2 separate regions of the Homo sapiens genome follow, and region 2 is linked to region 1. Evidence: read pairs that join two places in POLR2A ChIA-PET (ENCODE). Cell type or tissue: GM12878. All regions are shown on one strand. Each heading gives the region's core, and the rest is flanking DNA. Links, peaks and the distances in the headings are about the cores only.

Evidence for each region. Peaks named below come from ENCODE experiments on the same cell type or tissue, not always from the same donor. Only the 100,000 strongest peaks of a DNase experiment are listed, where the experiment ranks them.
Region 2: POLR2A ChIA-PET joins it to region 1 with 5 read pairs; 3 of 35 experiments call an interaction of 5 or more read pairs at or near these places.

Annotation. Positions count from the first base shown.
Region 1 is chr7:151,536,040-151,542,458 of GRCh38, reverse strand. No RefSeq gene overlaps it. Among named protein-coding and RNA genes, the nearest start is that of RHEB, 19 kb to the right of the region's middle. RefSeq lists a silencer at 3,150-3,350 and an enhancer at 3,384-3,523. In GM12878, for the core only: no CTCF peak of the experiment used is centred there; a DNase peak (open chromatin) is centred at 3,200.
Region 2 is chr7:151,331,747-151,338,165 of GRCh38, reverse strand. No RefSeq gene overlaps it. Among named protein-coding and RNA genes, the nearest start is that of NUB1, 6.9 kb to the left of the region's middle. RefSeq lists an enhancer at 1,807-1,886. In GM12878, for the core only: no CTCF peak of the experiment used is centred there; no DNase peak of the experiment used is centred there; H3K27ac peaks cover 1,035 bases.

The sequences.
Region 1 (6,419 bases), core at 987-5,986:
TAATCCCCAACCTTCAGCATGGGGACAAAACATGGGGATAGGGCATGGTAGAAGTCCTAGGAACAGGACTGCAGGGAGGAGAGGCACCGTGTCCTTTCTGTCTCCAGGCTGTGGCTCCTCACTTGGCTGGGCCTGGGGAGGAAGAGAAGCTGCCAGCAGGTGAGGAGCTCAGCCAGAGGCCTCTCGAAACCACGCGGTGTCCCCGTCTGGGGCGGTTTGACTGCAGGAGAGGAATGGAGGGAATGAACACAGCAATTTCATTAGCGTCTCTAAGAATAAAATTAGCGTAAGTTGTCATTTGAGTTAGTTAAATATTAGTGAGACAGGTATAAAAATGGACTGCTTTTACTTTTCAAACATATTCTATGATATTTATCATATTATATGATTATCTGGTTTAATTTTTAAAAATGACATTTATACCAAAATAACAATTGGCATGTAGCTTTTTAGAAACCACTTTGGTGGTTTCCAAAGTGTCCAACAATAGGAAGCACAAAAGTGGTTGTCAGGGTGCGTGCTCTGGAGCCAGTGAGCCTGCCTTCCAATCGCCACGTGACAGGGGGAGCAACTGGGCAGGCCAGCAGCCCTAAACCTCGGTTTTTTGCTTGTTAAATGGAGACACTAAATCATACCTATCCTCGTAGAGTCAGTGTGCGGGTTAGTCGAGGTCGTGCATAGAAGGCACTTGAATCCAAGTAAAAGCTCCATAGGTTGCTATTATTGTTGGAGTAGCTTATGATACATATAATGGAATACTACACAGACATTCAAAATTATGCTGTGGATAGATGCATATTTGCCAAACAGATGGCATTAAATGGTATGGACAGTATGATTTCATTTTTGTAGGCTCTAAATACATACAAATGTGATTAGAAAAAGTCTAGAAGTACGTTATACCAAAGTACTAATAGGAGTTACCTCTGGATAATGGATTTTCAAGAGATTTTAAAATATAATTTCTTTTATGCATTTTATTACACCTGTATACAAAATAATAATTTTTTGACCAGGTGTGGTGACTCACGCCTGTAATCCCAGCACTTTGGGAGGCTGAGGAGGGTGGATCACTTGAGGTCAGGAGTTCAAGACCTGCCTGGTCAACATAGTGAAATCTAGTCTCTACTAAAAAAATAAAAATTAGAAAAAATACAAAAATAAGCCAGGCGTGGTGGTGCACAGCTGTAATCCCAGCTACTCGGGAAGCTGAGGCAGGAGAATCGCTTGATCCTGGGAGGTGGAGTTTGCAGTGAGCCGAGATTGTGCCGCTACACTCCAGCCTGGAGGACAGAGCAAGACTTCATCTCAAAAATAATAATAATAATAATAATAATAATAATAATAAAATAACTTTACCGCTGAATGCCTTAAGAAAAAGCTTAAATCTTCGGGAAGCTTTGGTTGCATGGATCTACCAGTAACCATGAGGAGTCTTTGTTGCCTCTGCTAACACTTTACCTTATTTGAAGCAAAATTATTTAAATGCAAAAAGAGGTTTCAGGAGTAAATAAGCCACAAAACTAAAAAGACAAAATGTTGGCCGTTGTTATAGTCAACAATTCTTGTTTAATGGAAATTTATTTACACAATCCCAAGATTTTTTAAATTTTGTTTTTAGAGACAGGGTCTCACTCTGTTGCCCAGGTTGAAGTGCAGTGGTACCATCATCGCTCATTGCAGCCTTGAACTCCTGGGCTCAAGCCATCCGCCTCAGCTTCCTGAGTAGCTGGGACTACAGATGTGTACCACCACGCCCAGCTAATTTTTTTTTTTTTCACTTTTTTGTAGAGACATTCTCCCCATGTTGCCCAGGCTGGTCTCAAACTCCTGGCCTCAAGCGATCCTTCCACCTCAGCCTCCCAAAGTACTGGGATTACAGGTGTGAACCACTGTGCCCAGCTTATACAATCCCAAACTGTAAAAGAACAGTAGTTACCCCTTATCCACAGGAAATGTGTTCCAAGACCCCCAGTGGATGCCTGAAACCATGAGTAGCACTGAACCCTGTATAGACTATGTTTTTCTTGTGTGATAACTGGGATGGCTACTAAGTCACTGAAGGGCAGGTAGTATGTACAGTACAGGTACCTAGAGAAAGGGATGTCTGATTCACATCTGGGCTGGACAAAGCAGGGTGGAGCAGGATTTCATCACGCGACTCAGGGACGGCATGCAACTTAAAACTTATGAATTGTTTCTGGAATTTTTCATTTAATATTTTTTGGACCAGGGTCACCCATGGGTAACTGAAACCACAGACAGCAAAACTGCGGTTAAGGGAGGACTACTGTAATAATTTACCATAAATTCTAGACAAGTCAGGCGCAGTGGCTCATGCCTGTAACCCCAGCACTTTACGAAGCTGAGGCAGGAGAATCGCTCGAGCCCAAGAATTCAAGACCAGCCTGGGCAACATAGTGAGACCTTGTCTCTACTAAAAATAAAACCATTAGGCAGGTGTGGTGGCCCACACCAGTAGTTCCATCTACTCGGGAAGCTGAGGCAAGAGGATCCCTCGAGCCTAGGAGTTTGGTCCCAGTGAGCTATGATCGTGCCACTGCGCTCCGGCCTGGGTGACAGAGCAAGACCCTGTTTCAAAAATCAATACATAAATACTTTCTAAGACATATCCTTCAATTTCATAGAATTTAATTATCTACTCCCTAATATTTCTCTTGGTTGCATTACTAGCCGGCCTACCCTCCTCTCCCTTTGTGTGTATTCTGGCTTAATACCGACATGCAAAGACCAGCACTTGGCCGAACTCACTCAGAGATTCTGAGAGCCCCTAGTGAGAACCAGTCAGTTTGATAAGCAAAGGCTTTGCTTGGTATCCTGGCTCCCTAGAAAAAGCTATAGTCTGGTTACCTTAGTGACAGGGTTGTACTGAAAAGAAACAGAGAACGGTCAGGCAGCTGCACAGCCAGCCTCCTGCACACAAACGTGCTTAGAACAGGAACCCTGTTGGGGATACAGCCCTGCTCTCCTGCTCTTTCTGCCATCACCCCAAGAACAGCAGTGGGCGGTGGTCGCTCCCCATCACTCCACTCCTCCGTGATCCCCGCATCCATGGTTGCTCTGTCTGCTTCGTGGCTTCTGCTGCCTCGTGGCTCTAGTCTCCCTGGGTGTCCTTCAGCCTCCACCCTGCTTCTGACTGCAGACTCTTGCATCTTATATTCAAATATCCTCTGGCTGAGCAAGCCAATCACCACACAGAATAGATGGCTCTTTTGAGCAGAGCTCTGAGTCGGCCACAGGCCAGCTTAGAAACTGGCTGCACTAGGGTCAGGTGCCCCTCTCTGACCCAATCAGCTGTGGACCAGGATCTCAGAGTCACATTGCACAGAACATGACAATCTGTGCAGCAGGAAAACCCCAGAGGGACCCTTAGGGCACAAAAAGCTTTCTAAAATTTCCCCAGAAAAAAAGCTGTATAACTAACCAGCAAGCACGGTGCTTGATCTCAGTTCCACTGGAAATAAAACTATCAATACAGACACAGTGTGCTCATTTAGTGGTCTATCTGTATCTTACATAGCTGGCAAGTTACTAATGAACTCCTGTATCTCAGCAAACACTAAGATAAAGCTACACTCCCAAATAAGGATTGGATATTTCATTTAAGAATGTATTTATTGCTGAGCTCAGTTCTCTGAGATAATCCATTCTTCCACCAGGGCATGAAGCTTATTTTCAAAAGTGTCCTGTTTGAATATTTTTACTGTTTAATATATGGCATATTGAATGGCAAATTTTCTTGAGCTATAGACAGTTGGCTAATTTTATGCTTGCATTAATCTTAACATTTGTAATCCTCATGGAAATTAACAGCTAAAATTTCTTATACATCAATTAAAGATGGCTTTTTTTCTTGTAGTTTATCTAGGCACATCACTTTTTCTTTTTTTTTAAAATATTCAACTCATTTTGTGAGTTCCCTGTTTGACCCTGACCCTGGTCGTGCTGACATCTGCTAACAATAGAGACTTTAAACCAAGCCTGGCTCTGCACAGTGCACCAGGAGACTTTTGTACGAGACGCTGAAGGCAGACTGCTTTCTTCCTCCAGCCAAGAGCTGCCTCTAATGCTTTTCATTGGTTCCTCTCCAGCTGGCTGTTCTCTCTTCTCTTAACAACTCAAGTTCTTTTTTCTTCTGGGTTACCTCTTTAAGGTCAAGTAGTAAAGACGCTGCCCATCTTCAGAGGTGCTGGGATTGGAACCCTTTTAATTCAGGGAAGCATTTGATATTCCTTTCATGTTTGTGTTGTGTTTGGTTTGCTTTAATTTCAAATGATTTATGTAGCTAATCTTTCCTCCATCAAAATCAAAGGAAAGTTGGTCTTTGCTGGGAAATAAAAACTTGAACAAAAGCCACATTAAAGAACAAGTAACAAGAAAGGAACTACTGTTATGAAAGAATTCAGGGGAAGGTAAATATCATAGAATAATTTGAAGACAAGTTGAAAGGAAACGTCATATTCAGTGTCATATCACATACTGTATGTCACACAGAGGACAGAATCAAACACTAAATCCAGTCCCAGAAGAGACGGAGACCAGGCAAGGGAGGGGGAAAGACCGCAGGCAGAACACCCCTCCCTGTGGGTGAGTGCCCTCTGTCTCCGAGTGGCCCTGAGGCATGGCAAAGTGGAGTGTCTTGTCCAAGGCTATGTAGATTCTAAATGGCAGAGCAGGAATTCGAACTCAGGGGCTCTGTTTCTAAACTGAAGTCACTTCCTTGGTGAGATGCCATTTCTGGAATAAAACTGGCATATCCGTCAGCTTTTCTTTTCTCCTAATGATTTAAGGCACAAACCTCTCTTGCTTAAAGTCTGAGAGTCTGAGCCAATTGTATATCTTGTCCTTGTGGTGAATACCATCCCCCTCCAAATTAGGCAAACAGCAAGATTGGCAATTAGTCATCAAATGTGCAAAAACCTTTTATAAAAAGATAGGGTTCTGGCTGGGTGCGGTGGCTCACGCCTTGGCCAACACTTTGGGAGGCCAAGCTGGGCGGATGGCTTGAGCCCAGGAGTTCAAGACCAGTCTGGGCAACACAGCGAAACCACGTTTCTACAAAATATTTTAAAATTAGCAGGGCATGATGGTGTGTGCCTGTAGTCTCAGCTGATGGGGGGCAGGTGCTGAGGCAGGAGGATTGCTTGAGTCTGGGAGGTCGAGGCTGCAGTGAGCCATGATTACACCACTGCACTCCAGCCTGGGTGACAGGGCAAGACCCTGCCTTAGAATAAAAAAAAGATAGGGTTCTGAAGAGATGTTGTTCCTCTTCTGAAATGTTTTATACGTTCAGACACGTTTACCCCACCTTGCCATTTTTCCAGGGACAGTTACCTACTTATCAATCCAGAGAGTATCAGGATCAGATGGACCAGTACAAGCGTCACAACATCATTAAAGAACAAGGTCAGAAACCCAACTTCTGAGACGGATATGACCATATTTGCGAAGAAATGAAAGTTCATGTTTAAGACTAGTTTAGCCTCTTCGGGTGCTATAACAAAGCACCGTAGACTGGGTAGGTTATAAACCACAGAGATTTATTTCTCACAGTTCTGGAGGCTAGAAGTCCAGGGTGCCAGCATGGTCGGTTCTGATGAGGGCCCTCTCCTGGGTTGCAGATGGCTGATTTCTCCTTGTATCCTCACATCGTGGAAAGCAGGTGAGTTAGCTCTCAGGCCTCTTTTAAGGGCACTAATCCCATTCATGAGGCCCCCACCCTCATGACCTAATCACCTCCCAAAGGGCCCACTTTCAAATACCATCACACTGAGGATGCAATTTCAACATATGAATTTGGCGGGGGCCATTCAGTCCATAACGAAGACCAAAGAAATGGTATTTGTTTTTATGAACATTTGACTATACTCAGTGTTGAAGTGTAACTTAGCTCTATGTTACATCCACATATGAAGTCCATTGCCTTTTCAAAGAAGAACGTTTTCTTTCTCTTTCTTTTTCTTTCTTTCTTTCTTTTTCTTTCTTTCTTTTCTTTCTTTCTTTCCCTTCTTTCTTTCTTTTTCTCTTTCTTTCTCTTCTTTCTTTCCTCTCTCTTTCTCTTTCTTTCTTTTTCTCTTTCTCTTCCTCCTCTTTCTTCTTTCCTTCCTCTCTCTGTCTCTCTTTCTCTTTCTTTCTTTTTCTCTTTCTCTTCCTCCTCTTTCTTCTTTCCTTCCTCTCTCTGTCTCTCTTTCTCTTTCTTCTCTCTCTCTTTCTTTCATACAGGGTCTTGCTCTGTCACCTAGGTTAGAGTACAGTGGCGAGATCGTAGCTCACTATAGCCTCAACGTCCTGGGCTCAAGTGATCCTCCTCCTCCTGCCTCAGCCTTCCAAGTAGACAGGATTATAGGTGTGCCACCACTCCTGGTGCATTAGTCTGTTTTCACACTGCTATAAAGAAC
Region 2 (6,419 bases), core at 418-5,417, 200 kb after region 1:
AATTCTTTTTAACATTAAAAGGGGTTAAAAAACAAACACGGATAAAACACAAACAGATGATCCTGAACTTAATTCAGTAGTACTAATACCACGGATTTATTTATTTATCATCTCTCTCCTTATTTTTTTATCTTGTTAGAGTAAGTGTATCACCTACCCAACTTTTTTTTTTTTTTTTGAGGCGGAGTCTTGCTCTGTCACCCAGGCTGGAGTGCAGTGGCACAATCTCAGCTCACTGCAAGCTCCGCCTTCCGGGTTCACGCCAATCTCCTGCCTCAGCCTCCCAAGTTGCTGGTACTACAGGCACCCACCACCATGCCCGGCTAATTTTTTGTATTTTTAGTAGAGGCGGGGTTTCACCATGTTAGCCAGGATGGTCTCGATCTCCTGACCTCGTCATCTGCCCGCCTTGGCCTCCCAAAGTGCTGGGATTACAGGTGTGAGCCACCGCGCCCAGCTGCACCTACCCAACTATTGAGACAAATGAACCTGGGTTAAAAAATTTGGACCAGAATATGTCAGAGATTCAAAACCAGAACACAAAATTTGAGGACTGATTACATGCTTCCAGAATGATTCTACCTGAATCACAGGTGAGAAGGCCAAGCCCTTTCTCACAGTGACTATGGCAACAGGAATTCATGACCTCCACTGAAATAAGGCATCCTAGCCCATGTTTCCTAGGAATCAGAGTAATCCTCCTATGCAATGACCTTGTAACTTCTTTTAGCTTCTATCATCTGTTTGGGTGATTGAAATTCTGGATTCCCAATCAGATGTGAACAACTTTTCCTCACCACTAACTTGATTTCTCTTTCTTCCATGTTCTTCATATCCAACTAAGATGCTGAATAAAATTACTATGTCTCCAAACAGCATGTTAAAAAATTATTTATGGGCTAGGAGCGGTGGCTCACGCCTGTAATCCCAGCACTTTGGGAGGCCAAGGTGGGCAGATCACGAGGTCAAGAGATTGAGACCATCCTGGCTAACATGGTGAAACCCTGTCTCTATTAAAATACAAAAATTAGCTGGGCGTGGTGGCGCATGCCTGTAGTCCCAGCTACTTGGGAGGCTGAGGCAGGAGAATCACTTGAACCCGGAGGCGGAGCTTGCAGTGAGCTGAGATTGCGCCACTGCACTCCAGCCTAGTGACAGAGCGAAAATCCATCTCAAATATATATAATTTATGACACTTGTTAAAGAAGGCCATTCAAAGAGGCCATGACAATATGTATAGGGACCCCTGCAACAGGTCTTGCAGTGGGGGAGAGAGACTGGACTCAACTCCAAGTCCAATTAGGACATGTGGGAATTTATAATCAAGGAACAAGAGGGGCAGAAGGGGGGGTCAGTGGATGAAAAATCAAAAGAAATATCAAGGAGAAGGGGCTTCTGGCTAAAATGACTTGATACTATTGTTGCTGAAGGCAGGCCAGGGTGACCAGATAAAAGATAAAAGGATCAGATACAAAAGATGAGGGCCTTCTCTCAACTGACTTGGCAAAGTTCTTGCTCTAACTGGATTCTACAAGAAGAGAGAGGAGCCCAAGGCTGCGCCTAATCAGAAAGGACTCAGGAGACTGACTAAAGTTTGGTCAGAAGAGAGAGCCTTTGTCAAGGATTCCTAGTAAAATAGAAAACCCACCAGACTGAAAGTGTGAGTCATCGTTCAAATTCCCCAAAAACTCCAGTCGATAACCAGTCCCCAGAAATTCCCATTTATAAATAGGAAAGTCAAGAATTAACTTGTTTTCTTTTTAAATCCACTTCCCCATGTACAAAAGAATTAGTTTACCACACAACTTAATCCAAAGCATATACGGTCATCCCTTCGTATCTGTGGGAGTCTGTTCCAGAACCACCTACAGATACCAAAATCCTCAAACGCTCAAGTCTCTGATATGTAAGGGCGTAATATTTGCATAGAACCTATGCACATCCTCCTTGTGCTTTAAGTCACTTCCAGATCACTCATAATACCTAATACGATGCCTACACACCACGTCGTTCGTGTGGATTCAGCACAGTACTCAGCATGCCGCTAATTCCAGTTTTGCTTTTGGGAACTTTATAGAATTTTTTTTTCCTGGATATTTTCCATCTGCAATTGGCTGAATCCATGGATGCAGAAGACACAGACATGGAAGGCTGACCGTATCATTCTGATCAAAGCAACTATCAATAAAGAGGAGCTGCCAAAACTACCTGTTACTTTTCACTCTTCTAACAGGAATCGATAATACTCAGCATTAAATTTTGCTATCGTGCAGAGGGTGTTTAAGGAGTTTCTGATTTTACTCCAACAGAAGTAAAGTTGGTTAAGTAGAAGTTCCTTGATTCTTTATCACCACAATACCCATGCCAGGCTCTTGGCCACTGCCTGAGAGTCAGGAAAACCACACACACAGGGGCTTTGACCACCCTTCAATTCTTCCACTGCTGCTAGGAAAATAGCATGGGATTCAGCCCACAGAGCTGCCCATGTTTTCACCTTCTTGGATCAGAATGGCATCTTTCCAAATAGGATGTTGTTCATTCACCTTGGAACTGCCATCCACAAACCTGCCAGCTTTTTCTTGGTCAACTGAGATGAGTCCCTTTGACTCTCCCTTTTGCCTTTCCCCAGTCTCTTATTAATTAACCTAATGTTTTTTATCAGCATCTGTAAGACCCATGAGGGGAAGCCAAGAGAGCAATTTGGATAAAACTTCCTAAACTGTCTTTTGGTTTTCATCAATAAAGTTATATGGAGCATCCACATTAAAAGGGGCCCCTTAACCACAGCATTTACCATGACCTGAGTAATGGGCCTCTTCAGCAAGTGAACATCCCAGTCATCAAAAAGCCAGTTCCACATCACACGCATATGAAGCATATGAGCTGCTTCATCCGGGGTGTTTCACTTGGCATTTATAGGACCTGTAATCTCCAGACAAAATCAATTCACTGAGACAGCGGCACTGCAGTAAAGAAAGAGATTTATCGATGCAAGGCCAGCCATGCCACCTGGAGAGACAGAGTGATCACTCAGATTAGTCTCCCTGAAGGTTTAGAGGTTAGGGGTTTTCAAGGATAGTTTGGTGGGCAAGGGGCTAGGAAATGGATGCTGCTGATTGCTGGGGGATACAATCATTGGGGCATGCTGAGCCCACCTTTGGGTGGGGCCACAGGACAGGCTGGGTCATGAGTCACAAGTCCACTTCTGGGTGAGGTTAGTCAATTGCTAGAATGCAAAAGTCTGAAAAATATCTCAAAAGACCAATCTGAGGTTCTATAATAGTGATGTTAGCTATAGGAGTAATTGGGGAAGTTACAAATCATGTGACCTGAGAACAATGCCTGGCTATCGTTTAACTATGCCTACATCTTAGCAGAATTCAAGCCCATCTCATAAACCTAACCTGGTAGTCTTTCATTAGTTTTAGAAAGGTGGCTTAATTTTGGAAAGGCCCATTATCATCCTTGCTTTAAGGTTAAACTGTAAACTAAATTCTTCCCAAAATTAGCTTGGCCTACACCCAGGAATGACTGAGGACAGCTTGGAAGTCAGAAGCAAGATGGAGTCAACTACGTCAGATTTCTCTTACTCTTATAATTTTGCAAAGGTGGTTTTAGGGAGAATCGAACAATTCCTCTTTACAGGGTAAGCAGAACTTACAGTGGCTTTTATCCAGTCCAGCAAGCTGTATTCCATTGGGAATAACCTGCTGTGTGTCTGCATCCCATACAACCATCTGTGATTGTTCTATAGTGAGCTGTGGGTTCGGCATCAACTCAAAATGCTCTTCCACCCGGCATCATTGAAAACTAAAGAAAGTGCCCCCAAATTAGTTACTCTCACAATCCATTTTAGTAAATGTTCTTCAGGAAGCCGGTGATGCCAATCCACAACACGAAGCAATTCCTCCACACTATACCTTCTGGTTTCAGTAGTTTCTTGGTTTTGCTTTTCCCCCACATTGACTACCTTAGTAACCACAGGCCTTAGAGGTACTTTCGGTTGTCCCTGAATAATTTTCCCTTTGGAAGTAGCTTTGAGGCTGGTGGCCAGACCTCAGACTCAACTAAAATGTGAGCTTGATTTAGTATCAAGGTCCCCGCCAGCACTCTCTTTTAATTTCATTTTAGCTGTTTCAGATAATAATTACCTAGGAAATGAGTATTTGTCATTTTCTTATTAGCTTGCATTTTTTTCTCCCCCCTTTCCTCTGTCTCTTTCTTTTCTTTTTTCTTTTCTTTTTTTTTTTTGAAACGGAGTCTCACTCTGTCACCAGGCTGGAGTGCAGTGGCGTGATCTTGGTTCACTGAAACCTCTGCCTCTTGGGCTCAAGCGATTCTCCTGCCTCAGCCTCCTGAGTAGGTGGGACTACAGGTGCCCGCCACCACACCTGGCTAATTTTTTGTAGTTTTAGTAGAGACGGGGTCTCACCATGTTAGCCAGGATGGTGTCGATCTCCTGACCTCATGATCCGCCCGCCTCGGCCTCCCAAAGTGCTGGGATTACAGGCATGAGCCACTACGCCCGGCCTCTTTTCTTTTTTCTTTCCGGACAAGGTCTCACTCTGTTGCCCAGGCTGGAGTGCAGTGCCATGAGCATGGCTCACTGCGGCCTTGAACTCCTGGACTCCAGAGGTCCTCTCACCTCAGACTCCCTAGTAGCTGGAACTACAAGTGCATGCCACCATGCCTGACTAGCTTGCATTTCTTTATGCTCCCAGTGAACCAACTCCCTGGAAGTTAGATCCATCCCTGTGTTTTGCTAACTTTTATCTTTGGTAGCTTATTGCAGCACAGCTGCTACTCCACGCTTATGGAGCCATCCAGGAATCAAAGCTTCCTCATCCCCCACCCTTTTATCCTTTTTCTTCCCAAACCACATGTTTCTGTGAACACCAAGTCCTATTTTTGACACCAATTCTGAGAATATAGGGAAAAAACAAATTCAGTTTCTCCTAGAGCCTCTCTCAACAATCAACACAGAAGACGTCTGTGACCACACCAATCAAGCAGTCAGTTCTGCAGGAGACACCAGTTGGCTGTCCCCTAATTCATTCAATTCTTGCACTTATCTACCTGGAGATGGCATCAGATCCCACGAGTTGAGGGCTCAGACTCCAAGACTGCCCCCATCATTTATAATGCCAGTTCACAAGCCCCAGGTTGTTTTACCTGTGCTTCTGACCAAGCGGCTCTAAACTGAGGTTCCCACAACCCCCTCCTTAGGTTTAATTATTTTGCTAGAGCATCTCACAGAACTCAGGGAGACACACACTTACATTTGCTGATTTATTATAAAGGATATTACATGGATACTGATGAACACCAGACGACCAGATGGATTGGATAAGAAATGTGGGAAGGGGTGCAGTGCTTCCTTGACCTCTCTGGGCCCTCCACCCTTCAGGAACCTTCATGTGTTCAGCTATCTGGACACTCTGAACCTGGTTCTGTTGGGTTTTTAGAGAAACTGCATTACACAGTCATGATTGATTAAATCGTTGGCCTTTGGTGATCAACTTCGCCTCCAGTCCTGTTGCCTTCCCCCAAGACTGGGGAAGTGGGGCTGTAAAGTCTCAACTTTTTAATTAGGCCTTGGTGTTTCCTGTGACCAGCCCTATCCTGATGCTACTAGGAGCTGCCAGCCATCAGCCAACTCATTACCATAAAAATACATCACTTTGGAGATTCCAAGGATTTTAGGAGTTGTATACCAGGAAATGGGGACAAAGACCAAATATGTATTTCACAATATCACACCATAGCAACAAAAACAAACAAATCAGGAAGAATTCTTCATCTCAAGCCAGGCGCAGTGGCTCAAGCCTATAATCCCAGCACTTTGGGAGGCCGAGGCAGGCGGATCACGAGGTCAGGAGATCGAGACCATCCTGGCTAACACGGTGAAACCCCGTCTCTACTAAAAATACAAAAAAATAGCCGGGTGTGGTGGCAGGCGCCTGTAGTCCCAGCTACTCGGGAGGCTGAGGCAGTAGAATGGCGTGAACCCGGGAGGCAAAGTTTGCAGTGAGCCGAGATCGTGCCACTGCACTCCAGCCTGGGTGACAGAGTGAGACTCTGTCTCAAAAAAAAAAAAAAAAAAAAAAATTTGCTATTGGAGCCATTACATTTCAGTTTTGGGAATAAGATAAAGGAGGCAAGATAATAAAATATAGCCAGAACAGTAAAAGCTGAATTATTGGGTCAGGAGTATGTACATTGTGATTTTTTTCTTCTTTTTTTGGAGACGGAGTCTAGCACTTGTCCCCCAGGCTGGAGGGCAATGGTGTGATCTCGGCTCACTGCAACCTCTGCCTCCCAGGTTCAAGCAATTTCCTGCCTCAGCCTCCCAATTAGCTAGGACTACAGGCACCCACCACCATGCCTGGCTAATTTTTGTATTTTTAGTAGAGATGGAG